Linked DNA regions of Homo sapiens: region 2 is linked to region 1. Evidence: chromatin loops called from intact Hi-C (ENCODE). Cell type or tissue: MCF 10A. All regions are shown on one strand. Each heading gives the region's core, and the rest is flanking DNA. Links, peaks and the distances in the headings are about the cores only. Region 1 holds the start of LOC105376914 (a long non-coding RNA gene). Region 2 holds the start of FBXL12 (F-box and leucine rich repeat protein 12).

Region 1 (11,051 bases), core at 987-8,986:
GCTTTCCTTGACTACTATTGCTGTAGCTGCGATGGACTGGATGCATTGAGGCCATCCACAAGTGACTGGGTCTGAGGCTTTTGGTAGGAAGGCTACAGGCTGTCGGCAGCCTCCATGCTCTTGAGTCAGCACTCCTAAAGTTATCCCACTGTCCACATTAACAAAAAGGTGGAATGGCTTTTCCAGGGAGGGTTAGGCTAAAACAGGGGCAGTTATGAGCCTTTCCTTCAGCTTCTCAACTTGATCAACTTCCTCAGAAGTCCACAGGAGACAGTTAGGTTTCTCCTGAGCAAGTTTTTGATATAACAGTTTACTGTGCAGTGCATATGAGTCAATCCAAAAGCGGCAGTATCTAACTAATCCTAAACATTTCCTGAGTTCTTGTTTAGTTTGAGGCAAGGGTAGGGACACAATTCCCTCAATTCGTTCAGGCCCTATTCTTCACTTGTCTGCACTTATTAAGTGGCCTAAATACTTAACTTCGGGATCTACATACTGAAGCTTTCTTGTTGAGACTCGTAGCCCCTCAAACTACAGGTGATTAAGAATATGTGTAGAGAAGTCAGTTACCTTCTCTATATCTTCACCAGATATAAGAATGTTGTCCACGTACTGAAGAAGGTATATTTGTTCTGGGATGACAACTTTTTCTAGTACTTGTTCTAAACTTTGGCCAAAAAGATTAGGGGAGTCTGTGAACCCTTGGGGCAAGACTGTCCATCGATATTGTTGTTTCCACCCTGATTGGGGATCTCAGCTATCTTCAGCCAGGGGACATGCCCAAAAAGCATTCTTCAAATCTATTACAGTAAACCATTGATGATTACATGAAATCTTGTTAAGAATAGTGTAAGGATTGGGGACAACGGGGTGGGTAGTCTGGACTATTTGGTTGATAGCTCTACAGTCCTGTACTAGCCGATATGACCCATCTGATTTCTTGACTGGCAGTATTGGGGTGTTTTAAGGAGACATACAGGGCTGGAGAAGCCCGTCCTTAATAAGGCCTTTGATTATAGGTTTCAACCTTATCCTGCCTTCTAGGGGAATAGGGTATTGTTTCCTTCTTACTACTTCTCCTGGGGTTTTTAGCTGATGTGGATTGGAGGGACTTGGAGTTTCCCTTAGTCTCCTTCTTTGGACCAGACATTAGGATTAATATATTTTTCATCCGCAGTGGTGAGTAGGTTTAATGGGGTGAAGAATTCTCTTGGGCTGACTTGTAGACCTATGCCCAACTTTAACATTAAATCCCTCCCCAGGAAATTAGTTCCTGCTTCAGGGATTAACAAGAACTGAATATAAGCTGAGCGATCCTGGTGTCTAACTTCTGTGCTTTGTAAAATTTTTGCTCTAAATCCTTCCCCTTTTACCCTGGAAACTAAAAGTTCCTCTGAGGAGGAGCCAACATTAGATGGGGGGAAACAAACAGGAGCGAGCAGCCCCTGAATCGACTAAAAAGGCGATAAGCTCATGTTTAGGTCCCACATCCAAATTGATCAAGGGCTCCTGGTGGGACTCAAGATAAAAGAGACAGGGCCCCTGACCCCCCTATTCCTTGAAAGTCATGAGTGGAAGGGCTTCTTTCTCCTTAGTTCAGGACATTCTCTCTTGAAGTGGCCTGTTCTTCCACATCTATAGCACATATCTTGTCCTTCCTCCCTCTTAGTTCTGGGATTCTTTAACCCTGTCCCCCCATACTCTTTAGGGGGCCTGGTAGATGAGGACCTTTGTCCTCCAGATGGAGGCTGGGGGCCTTTAAAACAGGGTTCAGACCCTTTATACTTTCTAGGTCCCTGGAAGCTCTGTCTAGAAGTACCTGGGTTTGGAGCCATCTGTTGGAAGGTGGAAAACATAAGTTTTGTTTTTTGTTTCTGTTTTTCTTCATCCCGTTTCACATGTACTTTCTAAGCTTCCCTGAGAAGCTCACTTAGAGGACGGTCTTCCCAATTGTCTATTTTTTATAACTTTTTTGAAATGTCTAGGCAACTTTTACTGACAAATTGGAGTTTCAACATTCCTTGCCCAAGGAGATCATCCAAAGTAAGGCCTGCATATTGCCTCATTTGCTCCCTCAGTCTGTCTAGGAATCTCACAGTCCCTTCATCCTTTTCCTGTTGTATATCAAGCGCTTTAGAAAGATTGCGGGTTCAGGGTACTGATTCCTGATTTCCTTTTATTATCATCTCCCTTAGGTCCTGCATATTTTCCCGGTGATCTGCGTTGTTATTGTCCCACCGGGGGTCTTGGGTGGGGAATTTCTGTTCCGCGGTAGGAACGTTTTTACCGGGAGGGTGCTCACGTTCCCTAAGTACCATAGCAGCCCTAGGAATCATACTCCTTTTTTCCCCTGAAAAGAGGACGGCCAAGATGGACATTAACTCGACCCAAGTGTAACTGAGGTCCTAAGAATTGGTCAATTTGGTCTGCCACTCTGTAAAGGTCATCTAGTAGTGGTTTAAGCTCCTTTTTAAAATTCCGGACTTCTGAACTGGTTAAGGGAGCATTTACAAAGCCAATTACAAAGCCATTGGCCCCCACTCCTTGTGGTACCTCTTTCAAAGGGAATAAGGTCAGGGCTGACCTCTTAGGTATGGAGGGAAGCGGAAAATTCTGAGTATCTTTTTTACATTGTTCTACCTCACGCTGGAGTCCTTTTAGAGAGGGGTATTTAGGTTGGGGGGAGGACAGGCTGGTGGGATGGTAATTCCCAAGAGTCAGGGTTATAAGGAGGAGGGATAACACGAGTAGAGGGGGAGTTTAGAATGGGATCTGAGGTGGAAGTGGCTGTCTGAGGGGAAAGATTGGGGATACTGAATGGAGGAAGATAGTTTAGGGGATCCCATGCACTGGAGTCTTTAGGCATGAGATCTGGCTCCTCTGACTTTTCATTTTGAGGTGCCAGATTGGGTTCTTCCCTATTTGTTTTTAAGGGAAAAAGGAGGGCTGGTCCTTGCCTCCAACAAAGGGCATAGCGTAGTTCTTCTTGAGACACTGGACTTTTATTATTAACATATCAGATTGGAAGCTGACACATTACATCCTCAGTTGATTCAAACTTTGGCCAGAAGATTGAGGAATTAAGGATGGGTCCCTGAGTCCAAATAAAACAGCAATATTTTATTATTTGTTGCTTTTTCCTATGTTTAGTCCTTTCATTATCCTTCCAGTGTTTCAGCATGAGACCTAGGGGGCTATCTGGGGGAATATCTTTGTTACCATCTTTATCCCCCTTGCTCCCTGTCTTGCTTGGGGTATTTCCCATCTTGATGGTTTTGGGGTAAGGTTCAAGGTTCAGTTTCCCTTACTGGAAATTTCTCACCTTTCAGGGTGAGGCTTAATTTTCACTGGAAACTTTTTGCCTTTTGGGGTAAGGCTCAATTTCCCCTCTGGAAATTTCTTGCCTTTTCTACTATTGGAGGTTTGTGTGAGGTTCAATCCCCCCCAACAATGGGGATGTCTCACCTCTTTTTAACCACTTAGCCACCCTGACCAAGGAGTACTTCACTGCACCCACCCCCAACCCCCGTGGCTTTCTTACCTTGTTCCTGACCACCAAGGAAATACTTTACTGGCTCCTGTGGCATCTCCTTCCTTGGTAGGTGCACAGAGTCATCACTGCAGTATGTGAGGATCCTTTAAGCTAGGTTGCTGGCCAGTTGTTTTTTTCCTGCATTGCTTAGAGCTAGGGTTATTCCTCACAATGGGTGGGTTCTGATTTCTCCCCTATGAGGCCACCACAAAGGGTGGGGTGCATGCCTCCTCAAGAGAGAGAACCAGAGACCACCCCCAGAGGGGAATGTAATCCTGGATGAGCCCCCAAATTGTTATATAATAAGTTTCAGTGCTGCAAAAGAAATAGCACTCGAGGCCAGATGCAGTGGCTCATGTCTGTAATTCCAGCACTTTGGGAGGCCTAGGTGGGTGGATCACAAGGGCAGGAGATCGAGACCATCCTGGCTAACACAGTGAAACCCCATCTCTACTAAAAAATACAAAAAATGAGCCGGGCGTGGTGGCGGGCACCTGTAGTCTCAGCTACTCAGGAGGCTGAGGCAGGAGAATGGTGTGAACCTGGGAGGTGGAGCTTGCAGTGAGCAGAGATCACACCACTGAACCCCAGCCTGGACAACAGAGTGAGACTCCATCTCAAAAAAAAAAAAAAAAAGAAAAAGAAATCGCATTCAAATATAAAATTTTATTTTTAATTCTCAGCAAGGCAAGGTACTTCTATAGAAGGGTGTGCTCTCACAGATGGAGCAATGGTGGGCACACACCTTCACAAAGGAGGGAAAGGCGTTCTTATTACTGATGCACCTGGTCCCTACTGCTGTGTCATTCCCCTATTGGGTAGAGTTAGACCACACAGGCTAAACTAATTCCAACTGATTAATTTAAAGAGATGGACGGGGTGAGTGGTTTGGCAGGAAAAATGGTTATGAAATGAATTGGAATGAATGAGTCAGGGTGGAGAAGGTAATCTGAATGAGCAGAATGAGTCAGGGTGGAGTAGGTAATGAGTCAAGGAGTAGAATGTGTCAGGGTGGAAAAGGTTGCTTTACGAGGAAGTTTAAAAGTAGAAGGCAAAGAATTGAGCATACTGACATATTAATTCTTTGAAGGGAAACTTCGAATTCACACTCAACAACTCTAAAGTGATTCTCTATCCTTGGCCTCCCACATTTCTTTTTTTTTTTTTTGAGACAGACTCTCACTCTGTTGCCAGGCTGGAGTGCAGTGGACTGATCTCAGCTCACTGCAACCTCTGCCTCCTGGGTTCAAGTGATTCTCATGCCTCAGCCCCCCAAGTAGCTGGGACTACAGGTGCCAGCCACCACGCCCAGTGAATTTTCGTATTTTTAGTAGAGACGGGGTTTCACCATGTTGGCCAGGATGCTCTTGATCTCCTGACCTTGTGATCCACCTGCCAAGGCCACCCAAAGTGCTCAGATTACAGGCATGAGCCACCATGCTCAGCCTTGGCCTCCTACATTGTTGGGATTACAGACATGAGCCACTGTGCTTGGCCCTTTATTCCTTTACATATTTAATATTTTAAAAAATTAACAAAGAGGCCAGGCACAGTGGCTCAGGCCTTTAATCCCAGCACTTTGGGAGGCTGAGGTGGGTGGATTACGAGGTCAGGAGTTCGACACCAGCCTGGCCAATATGGTGAAACCCCATCTCTACTAAAAAATACAAAAATTAGCTGGGCATGCTGGTGCGTGCCTGTAGTCCCAGATACTCAGGAGGCTGAGACAGGAGAATTGCTTGAACCCAAGAGGCAGAGGTTGCAGTGAGCCAAGATCGCTACACTGCACTCCAGCCTGGGTGCAGAGACTCCATCTCAAAAAAATAAGTAAATAAATAAACACCACACCCAATCAGCTCAAGCCTGTGGCTAGAGATAAGAATGCAGAAAGAATTGGCCAGGCGCGGTGGCTCACGCCTGTAATCCCAGCACTTTGGGAGGCCGAGGCGGGTGGATCACGAGGTCAGGAGATTGAGACCATCCTGGCTAACACAGTGAATCGCCGTCTCTACTAAAAACACACACAAAAAAATTAGCCGGGCGTGGTTGTGGGCACCTGTACTCCCAGCTACCCAGGAGGCCAAGGCAGAATGGAGTGAACCCGGGAGGCAGAGCTCGCAGTGAGCCGAGATCACACCACTGCACTCTAGCCTGGGTGACAGAGCAAAACTGTGTCTCAAAAAAAAAAAAATCTAGAAAGAATCTAGAGACATCTTTCCTGCCCAAGATAGTGTTTTCCTCCTACTTCCTTTAAACTGACTATCCATGTATTTGCTCCTAAATTTAAAGTGACTCACACCCTATTCCCTTATGTATACAGCTAGCTGCCACAACCTCCCTCCTTCTCTGCCTCTCATCCCTGCCTTGCGTGACCCATGGATGGAAGACTGTCCTCAAAACTCATTTTGCCCTCCCTTCCCAGGACGTGTAAGCAATAAATCTTTGAAATTATGTCCTATTGGGGTGGTGTTTTGAATTTGCACATACCATCTGAAGAACCAGGGGCCGCCCCTGGTTGAGATTTCCCCAGGGAGCTGGTGGGGACACAAGGTCAGGTTTCCAGTGTCAGAGTGATGATCAGGCAGGCATAAACTGAACACAGGTCAGACAAGAGCAGCTATGTCGCTGGGCACGGTGACTCACGCCTGTAATCCCAGCACTTTGGGAGGCCAAGGTGAGCGGATCACCTGAGGTCAAGAGTTTGAGACCAGCCTGGCCAACATGGTGAAACCTCGTCTCTACTAAAAATACCAAAAATATTAGCTGGGTGTGGTGGCATATGCCTGTAGTCCCAGCTACTCGGGGAGGCTGAGGCAGGAGAACTGCTTGAACCCAGGAGGCGGAGGTTGAAGTAAGCCAAGATCGGGCCACTGCGCTCCAGCTTGGGAGACACAGGGAGACTCCATCTTAAAAAAAAAAAAAAAAAAAAAAAAAAGAGCGGCCTAGGTCATCTATCAGTATAAACAAGTTTCCCAGGTGAGGGACCCCCTGTCAACCAGGTTTTGCGTGACAACTCACACTGTAATCCCAGCACTTTGGGAGGCTGAAGCAGGCAGATCACTTAGCTAAGGAGTTCCAGACCAGCATAGCCAACATGGCGACACCCCGTCTCTACTAAAAATACAAAAATTAGCCCAGCATGGTAGTGGAGGCATGTAATCCAAGCTACTTGGGAGGCTGAAGCAGGAGAATCGCTTGAGCTCTGGAGTGGCAGGTTGCAGTGAGCTGAGATCACGCTACTGCACTCCATCCAGCCTGGATGACAAAGGCAGACTCTGTCATTCATCAATCAATAAATAATTAATTAACTTTAAAAAATGTATCCCTTAGGCCAGTCGTGGTGGCTCACTCCTGAAATCCCAGCACTTTGGGAGGCTGAGGCGGGCAGATCGCCTGAGGTCAGGAGTTTGAGACCAGCCTGACCAACATGATGAAACCCCATCTCTAATAAAAATACAATATTAGCCGGGTGTCGTGGTTCATGCCTGTAGTCCCAGCTACTCAGGAGGCTGAGGCAGGAGAATCGCTTGAATCCAGGAGGCAGAGGTTGCAGTCAGCCAAGATCAAGTCATTGCACTCCAGCCTGGGCAACACAGCAAGACTCCATCTCAAGAATGCAATGGAATGGAATGGAATGAATGGAATGGAATGGAATGGAATGGAATGGAATGGAATGGGCCGGGCATGGTGGCTCACGCCTGTAGTCCCAGCACTTTGGAAGGCCAAAGCGGGTGGATCACCTGAGGTCAGGAGTTCGAGACCAGCCTGACCAGTATGGTGAAACCCCATCTCTACTAAAAATACAAAAATAACCCCAGCTACTTGGGAGGCTGAGGCTGGAGAATTGCTTGAACCTGGGAGACAGAGGTTGCAGTGAGCCGAAATTGCGCCACTGCACTCCAGCCTGGGCGATAGAGGGAGACTCCATCTCAAAAAAAAAAAAAAAAAAAAAAAAGAATAGAATAGAATAGAACAGAATAGAATAGAATAGAATGGAAATAATGCTGAGTGCAGTGGCTCACGCCTGTAATCCTAGCACTTTGGGAGGCTGAGGCAGGCGGATTGCCTGAACTCAGGAGTTCAAGACCAGCCTCAGCAACATGGTGAAACCCCGTCTCTACTAAAATACAAAAAAAAAAAAAATTAGCCAGGCGTGGCGGATGTGCCTATAGTCCCACCTACTTGGGAGGCTGAGGCAGAATTGCTTAAACCGGAGAGGCGGAGGTTGCAGTAAGCTGATATTGCGCCACTGCACTCCAGCCTGGGCAACAGAGCGACACTCTGTCTCAAAAAAAAAAAAAAAAATTAAATTAAATTAAAAAAAAAATAGGCTGCTGGGCGCGGTGGCTCACGCCTGTAATCCCAGCACTTTGGGAGGCTAAGGCGGGTGGATCAACAAGGTCAGGAGATCGAGACAAGCCTGACCAACATGGTGAAATCTCATCTGTACTAAATATACAAAAATTAGCCGGACGTTGTGGCATGTGCTTGTAATCCCAGCTACTCAGAAGGCCGAGGCAGGAGAATCGCTTGAACCCCGGAGAAGGAGGTTGCAGTGAGCCGAGATCGTGCCACTGCACTCCAACATGGGAGACAGAACAAGACTCCAACTCAAAAAAATAAATAAAATAAAAATAAACAAATAAATAAATAAAATAAAATGTATCACTTGAAAGAAAGGCTCCCTGTAAACACCCACATCTGGCTCCCCTTCATTTCTTGTTAGGGCAGCATTGCTAGTCACTCTGCTATTGGATCCTTAATATAGGTAGGGGCTCAAGACAGACCAAAACGGAAAGAAAAAAATAAACAAGAACTGACCCAAGTAACTTCTGGGGTTTTTTAAAATTTTTTTATTTTTTATTTTATTTTATTTTTTTGAGACAGAGTCTTGCTCTATTGGCCAGGCTGGAGTGCAGTGGCACAATCTCAGATCACTGCAGCCTCCACCTCCCAGGTTCAAGTAATTCTTATGCCTCAGTCGGCCGAGTAGCTGGGATTATAGGCACATGCCACCACACCCAGCTAACTTTTGTACTTTTACTAGTGACAGGGTTTTTGCCATATTGGCCAGGCTGGTCTCGAATTCCTGGCCCCAAGTGATCCACCCACCTTGGACTCCCAAAGTGCTGGGATTACAGGCATGAGCCACTGTGCCCGGGCAGTAACTTCTGTTTTATTGTATTTCTTTTTACTGTGATAAAAAGCACATAAAATTGACAAGTAACACATTTTTTTTTTTTTTTTTTGATGCAGGGTCTTGCTCTGTTGCCCAGCCTGGAGTCAGTAATTCAATCATAGCTCATTATAGCCTTGAACTCCTGGGCTCAAGCAATCCTTCTGCCTCAGCATCTCAAGTAGCTGGGACTACAGGTGTGCACCAACATGCCTGGCCAGGTTTTAAAAAATTTTTGTGGAGACAGGGTCTTGCTATGTTGCTTAGGCAACAGGCTGAAACTCTGTCTCTACAAAAAGTACCAAAAATTACCCAGGTGTGGTCGTGCATGCCTGCAGTCCCAACTACTGGGGAGTCTGAGGTGGGAGTATCACCCGAGCTCACGAGGTCAAGGTTGTAGTGAGCCACAATTGTGTCACGGCACTCCAGCCTGGGTGACAGGGTGAGACCCTGTCCCCCAGAAAAAAGGAAGAAAAAAAAAAACCAAAGTCTTAGAAGTATAACTCTTTTTAGAATTGATATGTAAAGCTGGGCTCAGTAGCTCATGCCTGTAATCCTAGCATTTTGGGAGGCCAAGGCAGGCAGATCACCTGAAGTAAGGAGTTTGAGACCAGCCTAGTCAACATGGCAACACCCCAACTCAACTAAAAATACAAAAATTAGCTGGGCAAAGGCCAGGTGCAGTGGTTCACACCTGTAATACTCCCAGCAGTTTGGGAGGCCGAGGTGGGGGGATCACAAGGTCAGGAGTTCAAGACCAGCCTGACCAACATGGTGAAACCCTGTGTCAACTAAAAATACAAATATTAGCTGGACTTGGTGGTGCACACCTGTAATCTGAGCTACTCAGGAGGCTGAGGCAGGAGAATCACTTGAATCCAGGAGAAGGAGGTTGCAGTGAGCCCAGATCGCATGATTGCACTCCAGCATGGGCGATAGAGTGAGATTCTGCCTCAAAAAAAAAAAAAAGTTAAATAAATAAATACAATAAAATAAAATAAATTAGCTGGGCGAGGTGGCACATGCCTGTAATCCCAGCTACTCAGGAGGCTGAGGCAGGAGAATCATTTGAACTGGGGAGGTGAAGGGTCCAGTGAGCCAAGATCATGCCACTGCACTCCAGCCTGGATGACAGAGTGAGATCAACTAAAAAAAAATTGATATGTAATAGTTGTACACTATTGCCTTGAATGCCTGGCCTCAAGTAATACCCCTGGCTCAGTGTACTTAGTAGTTGCAATGGAAGGAATACAGCACCTAAACTCAAGAGTTTTTTTGTTTTTTTTTTTTGGTAGAGATGGTATCTCACTCCATTGCCCAGGCTATTCTCAAACTCTTGAGCTAGAATGATCCTCTCTTCTCAGCCTCCCAAAGTGCTCAGATTACAAGCATGAGCCACCATTCCCAGCCCAGACATTTTTACATTACATGAAATTTTCAAGGTCCAGTTGGTCCTAATTCTCCATAAATCCTTTCAGAGTATTAAAAATGAAGCAAATTTTGCTAAAGCTTTTTATGATGCCAGTACAAGATATATGTATATCTTGTTTCTATCACTGATAAAAATAGTACAATCATTAAAAACTGCAGAATCATATCAGTAATGAATATTGCTACAAATGTACTAAGTAGGCCGGGCACAGTGGCTCACGCCTGTAATCCCAGCACTTTGGGAGGCCAAGGCGGGCTGATCATGAGGTCAAGAGATTGAGACTATCCTGGCCAACGTGGTGAAACCCCATCTCTACTAAAAATACAAAAATTAGCTGGGTGTAGTGTCGCGTGACTGTAGTCCCAGCTACTCGGGAGGCTGAGGCAGGAGAATTGTTTGAACCCAGGATGCAGAAGTTGCAGTGAGCCGAGATCGCGCCACTGTACTCCAGCCTGGCGACAGAGCAAGACTCCATCTAAAAACAAACAAACAAACAAAACAAACAAGCAAAAAAACACCAAAAAACAAACAAAAAAAATGCACTAAGTATAATAGAGGCAGGATTGCTTGAGCCCAGGAGTTTGAGAGCAGCCTGGGCAACATAGCAAGCGACTATCTCTACAAAAAATTTAAAAATTAGCTGGGTGTGGTAGAGCACCCCTGTACTCCCAGCTACTTGGGAGGCTGAGGTGGGAAGATTGCTTGAGCCCAGGAGGTCAGGGCTACAGTGAGCTGTGTCTGCAACACTGCACCTAGCCTAGGTGATAAAGCAAGATGAGAGGGGAAGGGAGGGGGGGGAGGGGAGGGGGGAAGAAAAGAAAGGAAGGAACGAAGGGAGGGAGGGAGGGAGGGAGGGAGAGAGGGGGAGAGAGAGAGAGAAAGAAAGAAAGAAAGAGAGAGAGAGAGAAAGA
Region 2 (11,051 bases), core at 1,956-9,955, 220 kb after region 1:
TGTATTTTTAGTAGAGACAGGGTTTCTCCATGTAGGTCAGGCTGGTCTCAAACACCCGACCTCAAGTGATCTGTCCACCTCGGCCTCCCAAAGTGCTGGGATTACAGGCATGAGCCACTGCACCCGGCCAAAAAGGTGTTTCTACATCAAACTCTTCCATTCACTGAAGAAAATAGCTTATCATCAATCCTTCAGAAAGCATGCTTACATTTGCCTTTTATACATGCATATATATACCCATGTAATACAAACTGTATTAGTCTATTTTCATGCTGCTGATAAAAACATACCTGAGACTGGGAAGAAAAAGAGGTTTAATTGGACTTACAGTTCCACATGGCTGGGGAGGCCTCAAAATCATGGCAGGAGGTGAAAGGCACTTCTTACATGGCGGCAGCAAGAGAAAATGAGAAAGAAGCCCGGGCGCAGTGGCTCATGCCCATAATCCCAGCACTTTGGAAGGCCGATGCGGGCGGATCACGAGGTCAGGAGATTGAGACCATCCTGGCCAACATGACAAAACCCCGTTTCTACTAAAATACAAAAAAAAATTAGCCGAGTGTGGTGGTGCATGCCTGTAGTCCCAGCTACTAAGGAGGCTGAGGTAGGAGAATCGCTTGAACACGGGAGGCAGAGGTTCCAGTGAACTGAGATCGCACCACTGCACTCCAGCCTGGTGGCAGAACAAGACTCCGACTCAAAGAAAAATAAATAAATTAATTTAAAAAATACAAAAAATTAGCTCAGTGTGGTGGCACGTGCCTGTAGTCCCAGCTTCTCAGGAGGCTGAGGCAGGGGAATCACTTGAACCCAGGAGGCAGAGGTTGCAGTGAGCTGAGATCATACCACTGCACTCCAGCCTGGCAACAGAGCAAGACTCCATCTCAAAAAAAAAAAAAAAAAAAAAATTAAGAAAACGAGAACAAAGCAAAAATGGAAACCCCTGATAAACCCATCAGATCTCTTGAGATTTATTCACTATCACGAGAATAGCATGGGAAAGACCAGCCCCCAAGATTCAATTATTTCCCCTGGGTCCCTCTCACAACACATGGGAATTCTGGGAAATACAATTCAAGTTGAGATTTGGGTGGGGACACAGCCAAACTATATCATTCCACCCCGGCCCCTCCAAGTCTCATGTCTTCACATTTCACAACCAATCATGGCTTCCCAACAGTCTTCCAAAGTCTTAACTCATTTCAGCATTAACCCAAAAGTCCACAGTCCAAAGTCTCATCTGAGACAAGGCAAGTCCCTTCCACCTATGAGCCTATAAAATCAAAAGCTAGCTAGTTACTTCCTAGATACAATGTGAGTACAGGTATTGGGTAAATGCAGCCATTCCAAATGGGAGAAATTGGCCAAAACAAAGGGGTTACAGGGCCCATGCAAGTCTGAAATCCAGTGGGGCAGTCAAATTTTAAAGCTCCAAAATTATCTCCTTTGATTCCAGGTCTCACAACCAGGTCACACTGATGCAAGAGGTGGGTTCCCATGGTCTTGGCCAGCTCCGCCCCTTGTGGCTTTACAGGGTACAGCCTCCCTCCCAGCTGCTTTCACAGGCTGGTGTTGAGTGTCTGAAGCTTTTCCAGGTGCATGGTGCAAGCTGTGGGTGGATCTACCATTCTGGAGTCTGGAGAACAGTGGCCCTCTTCTCACAGCTCCACTAGGCAGTGACCCAATAGGGACTCTGTGTGGGGGCTCTGACCCCACATTTCCCTTCCACACTGCCCTAGCAGAGGTTCTCCATGAGGGCCCCACCCCTGTAGCAAACTTTTGCCTGGACATCCAGGCATTTCCACACATCTTCTGAAATCTAGGCAGAGGTTCCTAAACTTCAATTCTTTTTTTTTTTTTTTGAGATGGAGTTTCGCTCTTGTCACCCAGGCTGGAATGCAATGGCACGATCTTGAGTCACTGCAACCTTTGCCTCCCGGGTTCAAGCGATTCTCCTGCCTCAGCCTCCCGAGTAGCTGGGATTACAAGCATGCGCCACCACGCATTTGTTGTATTTTTAGTAGAGATGGGGTTTCACCATGTTGGCCAGGCTGGTCTTGAACTCCTGACCTCAAGTGATCCGCCTGCCTTGGCCTCCCAAAGTGCTGGGATTATAGGCGTGAGCCACTGTGCCTGGCCCTGAACCTCAGTTCTTGGCTTCTGTGCACCAGCAGGCTCAAGACCATGTGGAAGCTGCCAAGACTTGGGGCTTCCACCCTCTGAAGCCACAGCCCGAGTTATACGTTGGCCCCTTTCAGCTACAGCTGGAGCAGCTAGGGCACAGGACACCAAGTCCCAGGGTGAACATAGCACAGGGACCCTGGGCCCCCAGGAAACCACTTTTTCCTCCTGGGCTTCCAGGCCTGAGATGGGAGGGGCTGCCGTGAAGGTCTCTGACATGGCCTGGAGACATTTTCCCCATGGTCCTAATTAGGTTCCTTGCTACTTATGCAAATTTCTGCATCTGGCTTGAATTTCTCCCTAGAAAATGGGTTTTTCTTTTCTATCACATAGTCAGGCTACAAATTTTCCAAACTTTTCTGCTCTGCTTCCCCTATAAAACTGAATACCTTTAACAGTACCCAAGTCACCTCTTGAATGCTTTGCCACTTAGAAATTTCTTCCACTAGATACCCTAAAACATCTTTCTCAAGTTCAAAGTTCCACAAATCTCTAGGGCAGGGGCAAAATGCCATCAGTCTCTCTGCTAAAACATAACAAGAGTCACCTTTACTCCAGTTCCCAACAAGTTTCTCATCTCCATCTGAGACCACCTCAGCCTGGACCTTATTGATCATACCACTATCAGCATTTTGGGCAAAGTCACTCAACAAGTCTCTAGGAAGTTCCAAACTTTCCCACATTTTCCTGTCTTCTTTTGAGCCCCCCATACTGTTCCAACCTCTGACTGTTACCCAGTTCCAAAGATGCTTCTACATTTTTGGGTATCTTTTCAGCAACGCCCCACTTACCGCTACCAATTTACAGTATTAGTCTGTTTTCACACTGCTGCTAAAGACATACCTGAGACTGGGAAGAAAAAGAGGTTTAATTGAACTTAAGTTCCACATGGCTGGGGAGGCCTCAAAATCATGGCGGGAGGTGAAAGGCGCTTCTTAACATGTTGATGGCAAAAGAAAATGAGAAAGAAGCAAAAAAGGAAACCCCTGATAAACCCATCAGATCTTGTGAGACTTATTCACTATCACAAGAATAGCATGGGAAAGACTGGCCCCATGATTCAATTACTTTCCCCGGGTCCCTCCCACAACACGTGGGAATTCTGGGAGATAGAATTCAAGTTGAGATTTGGGTGGGGACACAGCCAAACCATATCATGAACCAAGAGAGAAAGAAACATGTTTTAATGAATCTTCTCAGGCGGCTGAGGCAGGAAGATGGCTTGAGCCCAGGAGATGGAGGTTGCAGTATGTTATGATTTTGCCACTGCCTGGGTGACAGAGTGAGATCCATCTCAAAAAAATAAATTAGAAAAAGATAAACTGCAGAGCATAAATGTTATGGGCTACTTTTGACAGAGGAATCAAATCTTCCTTGCCAAATTTAGACCCGTGTGGGTCAGCAGAAATTGACTAGAAATAGTGGCCACCGAATGGTAACTCACAAGGGTAGCAGTTAAAGTTGGTAAAATTTTAAATGCACACAAAACCAATGGACGAATCAACTTTTCCTCGCAAAACCAACAACTAAGTTTCAACAACTGAGAAAAAGTTTCATATTATCAGGCCAGACACTGTGGCTCACACCTGTAATCCCAGCACTTTGGGAGACTGAGGTTGGGGGACAGCTTCAGTCCAGGAGTTCGAGACCATCCTGGGCAACATAGCAAGACTCTGTCCTTAAAAAAAGAACTTCAAAAGCAACTGTATTAAAGGGAGTTACAGATGGATATATACAGTAAAATTGTTTAAAAGTAGAACACTATCTAAATAGTAGAACAGCATTACCCGAAGTTCAGAAATACATTACTAACACTATAATTGTTTTTGGACACACACATATGAAGTAACGTAAAAGGAAGGGTGCAAATTCACTTTATAATAGCAATTATCTATGAAGACAGTTTCAAAAAGGGCAACAAATATATCTATAAATGTTTTGAGCCAGTTGCTGTGGCTCATGCCTGTAATCTGAACACTTTGGGAGGCTAAGTCGGGAGAATCACTTGAGCCCAGGAGTTCGAGACCAGCCTGGGCAGCATAGTGAGACTCCGTCTCTACAAAAAATAAAAAATTAGCAGGTGTAGTGGCGAGCGCCCGTGGTTCCAGCTACTCAGGAGGCTGATGCGAGAGGATCGCTTGAGCTTGGGAGGTCGAGGCTGCAATCGCACCACTGCACTCCAGCCTGAGCAGCAGAGCGAGACTCTGTCTCAAAAACAAAACAAAAACTTGATAACATAGTCATAAATTAGCATTTATCGAATGATAAATATGTGCCAGACTGTTCTAAGCCCTTTCCCTGCGTGATCTCAGTGAAGTCCCATAATAGCCCCGTGAGGCAGGTACTGTCCTTTATCCCCATTGCAGGGATGAGGAAATTGAGGCCCTGAGGTCGAAGAGGAGCTGGTAAGCGATGATGCCGAGATAGGCCCCGGATCGCCTGGCTCTAAATCCCCAGCCCGGGCCCCGACACACAGTCCCAGGGTGGGAGAGGTGGTCTTCGGGGTCCGGGCACCGCGACCGCGGCCCAGGCCCGCCCGGCCAGCTGCGCGTACCGTGTAGAGCGTCAGGTCGACATGTCGCCACAGCCACCGGTCGTCCACCAGCCTCTTCCAGCGGTGACAGACCCTGGGGGAGGGGACGCGCGGTTAGAACGACCCCAGCCCCGGGCCACATCGCATCTCCAGGTGCCAGCTGCGCCCTCCGCCCTGCCCTTCCCCCCGGAGGCGGGGCCGCACCTGGAGATGCGGATCCGGTCCCGTACCGGGAGGTAAGAGAAGATCTCGAGCAGGACCGAGTCCGGCAGTTCGACCAAAGTCGCCATGATCCCGCCGACACGCACTTCCGCTTCCGGTTAAAGAGACCCGAGGGGTCCTGGGGGCGCCGAGGCGGCTGACAGGGCGGCGGCCGCGACCTTCCCGTAGCCGGTCGAGAAATTTGACCTTCCTCTCGCTGGGAAGTGATTCGGTCCCAGGGCCGGACCAGCCGCGGATGGGGACCAGAAACCAGCCTGGAAAGCGTGGCTGAGGCAGTGAGAGGCTTGCGGGAGGTGGCTGAGGCGTGATTTGGCCGCGACTGGGAACTAAGACCAAGTCCAGAAGGCGGGGCTGGAGTGAGGCGAAGCTCGGAGGCGGGGCTAGAGACGAGGACCAAGTCCGGAAGGCGTGGCCGGGGTGGGGTGAGGATCGGAGGCGGGGCTAGAGACCAGGACCAAGTCCGGAAGGCGTGGCTGGGGTGGGGCGAGGATCGGAGGCGGGGCTAGAGACGGGGACCAAGTCCGGAAGGCGTGGCTGGGGAGGGGCGAGACCCGGGGACGGGGCTAGAGGCGAGGCCCAAGCCCGGAAGGCGTCGCTGGAGTTGGGCGAGGCTCAGGGGCGGAGCCAGAGAACGGAACCAAGTCCAGAAGGCGGGGCTGGGGCGCGGCTAGGGGGCGGGGCTAGAGACGAGGACCAAGTCCAGAAGGCGTGGCTGGGGTGGGGCGAGGATCAAGCCCGGAAGGCGCGGCTGGAGCGGGGCGAGGCCTAGGTGGGGCTGCAGACGAGAACCACGCCTTGGAGGCGTGGCTAGGGCGGGTAGAGGCTCGGACAACCGCTGGAAGGCGGGGCTGGGGCGGGGCGAGACCTTGGGGGCGGGGTTGACGACGAGGACCTAGCCGAGAGGTCGTGGTCTGGACGGAAACCAGGCTGCAGCAGGACCAGGCGCCAAGGGCGTGGCTGGGGAGCGATGGAGACGCTCGGAAGGTGGGGAGCGGGGGACGGAGACAGGGAGAAGACTACGCCATGAAGGCGTGGTTGAGGCGGGGCGAGGCCTGTGGGTCTGGCCCCGAGCGAATGGCTTGGTAGAGAGTCAGAGAACTCTATTTTTTTACTTAATGATGCTTCTTGATGTCTATGCACAAGGATAAATTTGTATTACTGGAATATCGTGGCCAAAGGACCTGTTGAATTTTTCACTTTCATTGATACTACAGATATTTTCTGAATTGGCAAGTCCACCAAGAAACTATAAAAATGTGTGTGTGCAATGGCTGCACACAGCAGCTTCCTTGGTAGTGTACGCAGCCTGTTGGTTGTATGGGTTGCTCTAAGGGACCTTGGAGACAGGCCTTTCCGATGGATGTTCATGTTTCTAACCTTGCACTACCACAATGTAGGCTCCAAACAGGCATGTGAGGTGCCTTTGGAAAGCCCCAGGGCACTGTGGCCAGGGTTGACATTGGCCAAGTTATCATGTCCATCCGCACCAAGCTGCAGAACAAGGAGCATGCGATTGAGGCCTTGCGCAGGGCCAAGTTCAAGTTTCCTGGCCGCCAGAAGATCTACATCTCAAAGAAGTGGGGCTTCACCAAGTTCAATGCTGATGAATTTGAAGACATGGTGGCTGAGAAGCGGCTCATCCCAGATGGCTGTGGGGTCAAGTACATCCCCAATCGTGGCCCTCTGGACAAGTGGCTGGCCCTGCACTCATGAGGGCTTCCAATGTGCTGCCCCCCCTATTAATACTCACCAATAAATTCTACTTCCTGTCCAAAAAAAAAAATGTGTGTGTGTGTGTGTGTGTGTGTGTGTGTATATATATATATATATATATATACACACACACACACACACGCACGCCTCCTGAAGCCAGGAGGCGGAGATTGCAGTGACCTGAGATCGCGCCACCACACTCCAGCCTGAGTGACAGAGCGAAACTCCGTCTCAAAAAAAAAAAAAAAGAATATGAAAGAGATTGTGGAGGTTGCAGTGAGCCCAGATCGCGCCACTGCACTCCAGCCTGTGCGACGGGTGCGAGACTCCATCTCAAAAAAAAAAAAAAATCATGTTACTGCAAAGGACATGATTTCATTATCTTTTTTTTTTTTTAAATTTGGGACAGGGTCTCTCTCTGTCACCCAGTCTGGAGTGCAGTGGCGAAATTATAGCTCACTGCAGCCTTAACCTCTGGGGCTCAAGTGATCCGATCCTTCCACCTCAGTCTCCCGAGTAGCTGGGACTGTAGGCACATGCCAACACGCCCGGCTAATTTTTGTTTTGTTTTTTGAGATGAAGTCTTGCTGCATCACCCAGGCTGGAGTGCAGTGGCACAATCTCGGCTCACTGCAACCTCCGCCTCCCAGGTTCAAGTGATTCTCCTGCCTCAGCCTCCCGAGTAGCTGGGACTACAGGCGCCCGCCACCATGTCCGGCTAATTTTTATGTTTTTAGTAGAGATCAGGTTTCACTATATTGGCCAGGCTGGTCTCAAACTTCTGACCTCAGGTGATCCACCTGCCTCAGCTTCCCAGAATGCTGGGATTACAGGTGTGAGCCACTGCGCCCGGCTAATTTTTGTATTTTTTTCTAGAGCCGGGGTTTTGCCATGTTGCTCAGGCTGGTCTTGAACTCCTGGGCTCAAGTTCTTCCTGCCTCAGCCTCCCAAAGTACTAGGATTACAGGCGTGAGCCACCACGCCCAGCTGATTGCATTTTTTTTATGGCTGCATTACGTGTGTCTTCTTGGCTTGTTGCCCTCCTATATCAGACTGAATTCTGGGGTGGCAGGTGGGACTTGTGCACCCCGGCCCTGCTGAGGTGCTCAGGTAATGGGGGGAGGAAACTCCTATGCCCCTCCCTCCACCCCTAAGATTATTTCCCTTCTTGTGAACTCTGGCAGGGGAAGGGGAGTGCCTCTAAGTTTGGCAGAACCCAGGTGTCCCTTCCCTGCCATCCCTACTCAGTTACAGGGGGTTCCTGCACCACCAGCATACAGGGCTGGAGAGAGGGAAGTAGTCAGGTGAGAGCAAAAGAAACCCACATACAAGCTCCTTCCTCTGGGCCAGGAACCCAAGAAGCAAGGGGGGAGAAGAAGCCTCCCCAGCTTGCTCCTTGGGTCTTGACCCAAAACTCTACCTCCTGGGAAGTATCCACCTCCCCCAAGGAAAAGCGGCTGTGAGAACAGCAGATCTTCCTACAGCAGGCTAGGTCTCCATGTGCAACCACAGCAGTGAGCCTTCACCAACACCTTGTGGTAGCTCTGATGAATACGTAAGTTAAATATTAAAGACCTGGAAAAACTGGGGCCTTCGAGCAAGGGCTAGAAGGTAAAACAAAGTCCTTAAGACCCTGCCTGGGTTTTCTCAGAACTTAAGAGTTCAGTTAAAATAATGGAGGCATTCTTACATACCTCGTAAACCTTGTACCAGGATCCACTTTATTTTTTAAAATTTACTTTCTTTTCTTTATTATTTTGAGACAGAGTTTCGCTCTTGTTGCCCAGGCTGGAGTGCAGTGGCACGATCTCGGCTCACTGCAACCTCCACCTCCCGGGTTCAAGCCATTCTCCTGCCTCAGCCTCCCGAGTTGCTGGGATTTAAGGCATGCGCCACCATGCCCAGCTAATTTTGTATTTTTAGTAGAGATGGGGTTTCACCATGTTGGTCAGACTGGTTTCGAACTCCTGACCTCAGGTGATAGCTGATCCGCCCACCTCGGCCTCCCAAAGTGGTGGGATTACAGGTGTGAGCCACTGTGCCCAGCCTTTTTTTTTTTTTTGAGAGAGTCCGACTCTGTCCCCCAGGCTGGAGTGTAGTGGTGTGATCTCGGCTCACTGCAACCTTTGCCTCCTGAGTTCAAGTGATTCTCCTGCCTCAGCCTCCCAGGTAGCTGAAACTACAGGTATGTGCCACCACACCTGGTTAATTTTTGTATTTTTAGTAGAGACAGGGTTTTGCCATGTTGCCCAGGCTGGTCTTGAACTCCTGACTTCAGGTGATCTACCACCTTGGTCTCCCAGTGTTGGGATTACAGGTGTGATGTAATGGCACCCGGCCCCATTTTCCTCTTCTCTCAGCAGCACTTCCCATCCCTTTCCCAACTCCTCGCCCCACAGCTCAGCACCAAGACCCTGTGCTTGGCAGATCTTTGAATCAAGCACTGAGAAATTAGAACATTTTGAAAAAGCAAACATTTCCTTTTCCACCCCCGGTGATTACAAAAGTAACATATGTTCTGTGTCAGAAATCTGGAAAAACACCACGAAGAGGGAAAATGAGGCCGGGTGTGGTCGCTCATGCCTGTAATTCCAGCACTTTGGGAGGATCACTTGAGGCCAGGAGTTTGAGACCAGCCAGGGCAACATAGTGAGACTGTCTCTCCAAAAATTAAAAAAATCAGCCAGGCGTGGTGGTGCACGCCTGAAGTCCCAGGAGGTGAGTCCCCTTGAGTCCAGGAATTGGAGGCTGCAGTGAGCTATAATTGTGCCACTGCACTCCAGCCTGGGTGACAGAGCAAGACACTGTCTCAAAAAAAAATTAAAAAATTAAAAAATTAAAAAAAAAAAAGAAGGGAGAATGAGACTCTCAGTAATCCTACCATGAAGTGGTAACTACAGTCAATGCTTGTGTGACCCTGCATTTCTTTGTTTTCAAACAGTCTCACTCTGTTGCCCAGGCTGGAGTGCAGTGGCATATCTCAGCTCACTGTGACCTCTGCCTCCTGGGTTCAAGCGATTCTCCTGCCTCAGCCTCCTGCGTAGCTAGGATTACAGACGCCTGCCACATTTTTGTATTTTTAGTAGAGATGGGGTTTCCCCAATTGGCCAGGCTGGTCTCGAACTCCTGACCTCAAGTGATCCACCCACCTTGGCCTCCCAAAGTGTTGGGATTATAGGTGTGAGCCACCGTGCCTGGCTGTGACCCAGGATTTCTAAGAGAATGCAAAGATGTGCTGCTTCTAAACTTCCTTAGGCACCTCAGCCCCCTCAGCTCACTTTTGACCTTCCAATCTGTTTCATCCCGGCTAGAGTCTCCCCAAAAGCAGAGGCAGGGGAATTCCCACAAAGGAATGCCCTAAATCATCCCAAGATGGGGCCAGTGGGGATTTCAAGAAAACACCAATTACCAGAGCAATCAGTCCAAAGCATTTATTAGGGAAACTTACAGAGTGCTCCAACAATCATCAAGACAGGAACGAAAAGGGGTGTTCTACCGAGGCACAGCTGCAGCTAGGGGGTCAGGACATGGAGTTCAGATGCACAAGTCAGCATGTCTGGTTTCCATTACTATTTTGAGTAATGGGCCACCTGCTGGTCTGGCAGGTGTCAGCTTGACCAAAACAGGATTGTGGATTCTTTCCCTGGGATGGGACGTTCCACAACCTTGGTTTTATATTTAGATTTTCTTTTTTTTGTTTGGTTTCTTTTGGAGACGGAGTCTCACTATGTCTCCCAGGCTGGAGTGTAGTGGCGTGACCTCGGCTCACTGCAGCCTCTGCCCCCCTGGGTTCAAGAGAAGAATTCTCCTGCCTCAGCCTCCCAAGTAGCTGAGACTACAGGCGCAGGCCACCACGCCCGGCTAATTTTTTGTATTTTAGTAGAGACGGGGTTTCAGCGTGTTGCCCAGGCTGGTCTCCAACTCCTGAACTCACACAATCCGCCTGCCTTGGCCTCCCAAAGTGCCAGGATTACAGGTGTGAGCCACCACACCTGGCCTATATTTAGATTTTCAAGGCCAGTTTCTGGAATTTTTAAGCAAAGTACACGGGATAAACATTATGAGACCTTAGCACAGAAAAACAGAAGAGAGGTTGGGTGTGGTTGCTTACACTTGTAATCCCAGCACTTTGGGAGGCCGAGGCAGGCGGATCACCTGAGGTCGGGAGATCAAGACCAGCCTGACCAACATGGAGAAACCCCGTCTCTACCAAAAATACAAAATTAGCTAGGCATGGTGGTGCATGCCTGTAATCCTGGGAGTTTCTCTCTTGTTGCCCAGGCTGGAGTGCAATGGCACCATCTCGACTCACCGCAACCTCCGCCTCCCTGGTTCATGCGATTCTCCTGCCTCAGCCTCCCAAGTGGCTGGGATTACAGGCATGCGCCACCATGCCAGGCTA

What was found. Hi-C counts contacts between places; a loop is a spot of excess contacts. Peaks named below come from ENCODE experiments on the same cell type or tissue, not always from the same donor. Only the 100,000 strongest peaks of a DNase experiment are listed, where the experiment ranks them.
Region 2: it touches region 1 in a loop (9-fold over the local background); 2 of 110 quality-filtered maps call a loop at or near these places.

Annotation. Positions count from the first base shown.
Region 1 is chr19:9,592,703-9,603,753 of GRCh38, forward strand. LOC105376914 (a long non-coding RNA gene) reads right to left here and starts at 3,637. Exons shown (of 2, transcript XR_936311.3): 1 at 3,542-3,637. In MCF 10A, for the core only: no CTCF peak of the experiment used is centred there; a DNase peak (open chromatin) is centred at 4,479.
Region 2 is chr19:9,813,810-9,824,860 of GRCh38, forward strand. FBXL12 (F-box and leucine rich repeat protein 12) reads right to left here and starts at 5,270. Exons shown (of 3, transcript NM_017703.3): 1 at 4,919-5,270; 2 at 4,736-4,808. The coding sequence starts at 5,004. It overlaps LOC124900430 (small nucleolar RNA SNORA70), which reads left to right and starts at 6,145; the gene lies at 6,145-6,285. It also overlaps the pseudogene RPL10P15. RefSeq lists silencers at 4,762-4,921, 5,372-5,461, 5,682-5,831. In MCF 10A, for the core only: no CTCF peak of the experiment used is centred there; a DNase peak (open chromatin) is centred at 5,522.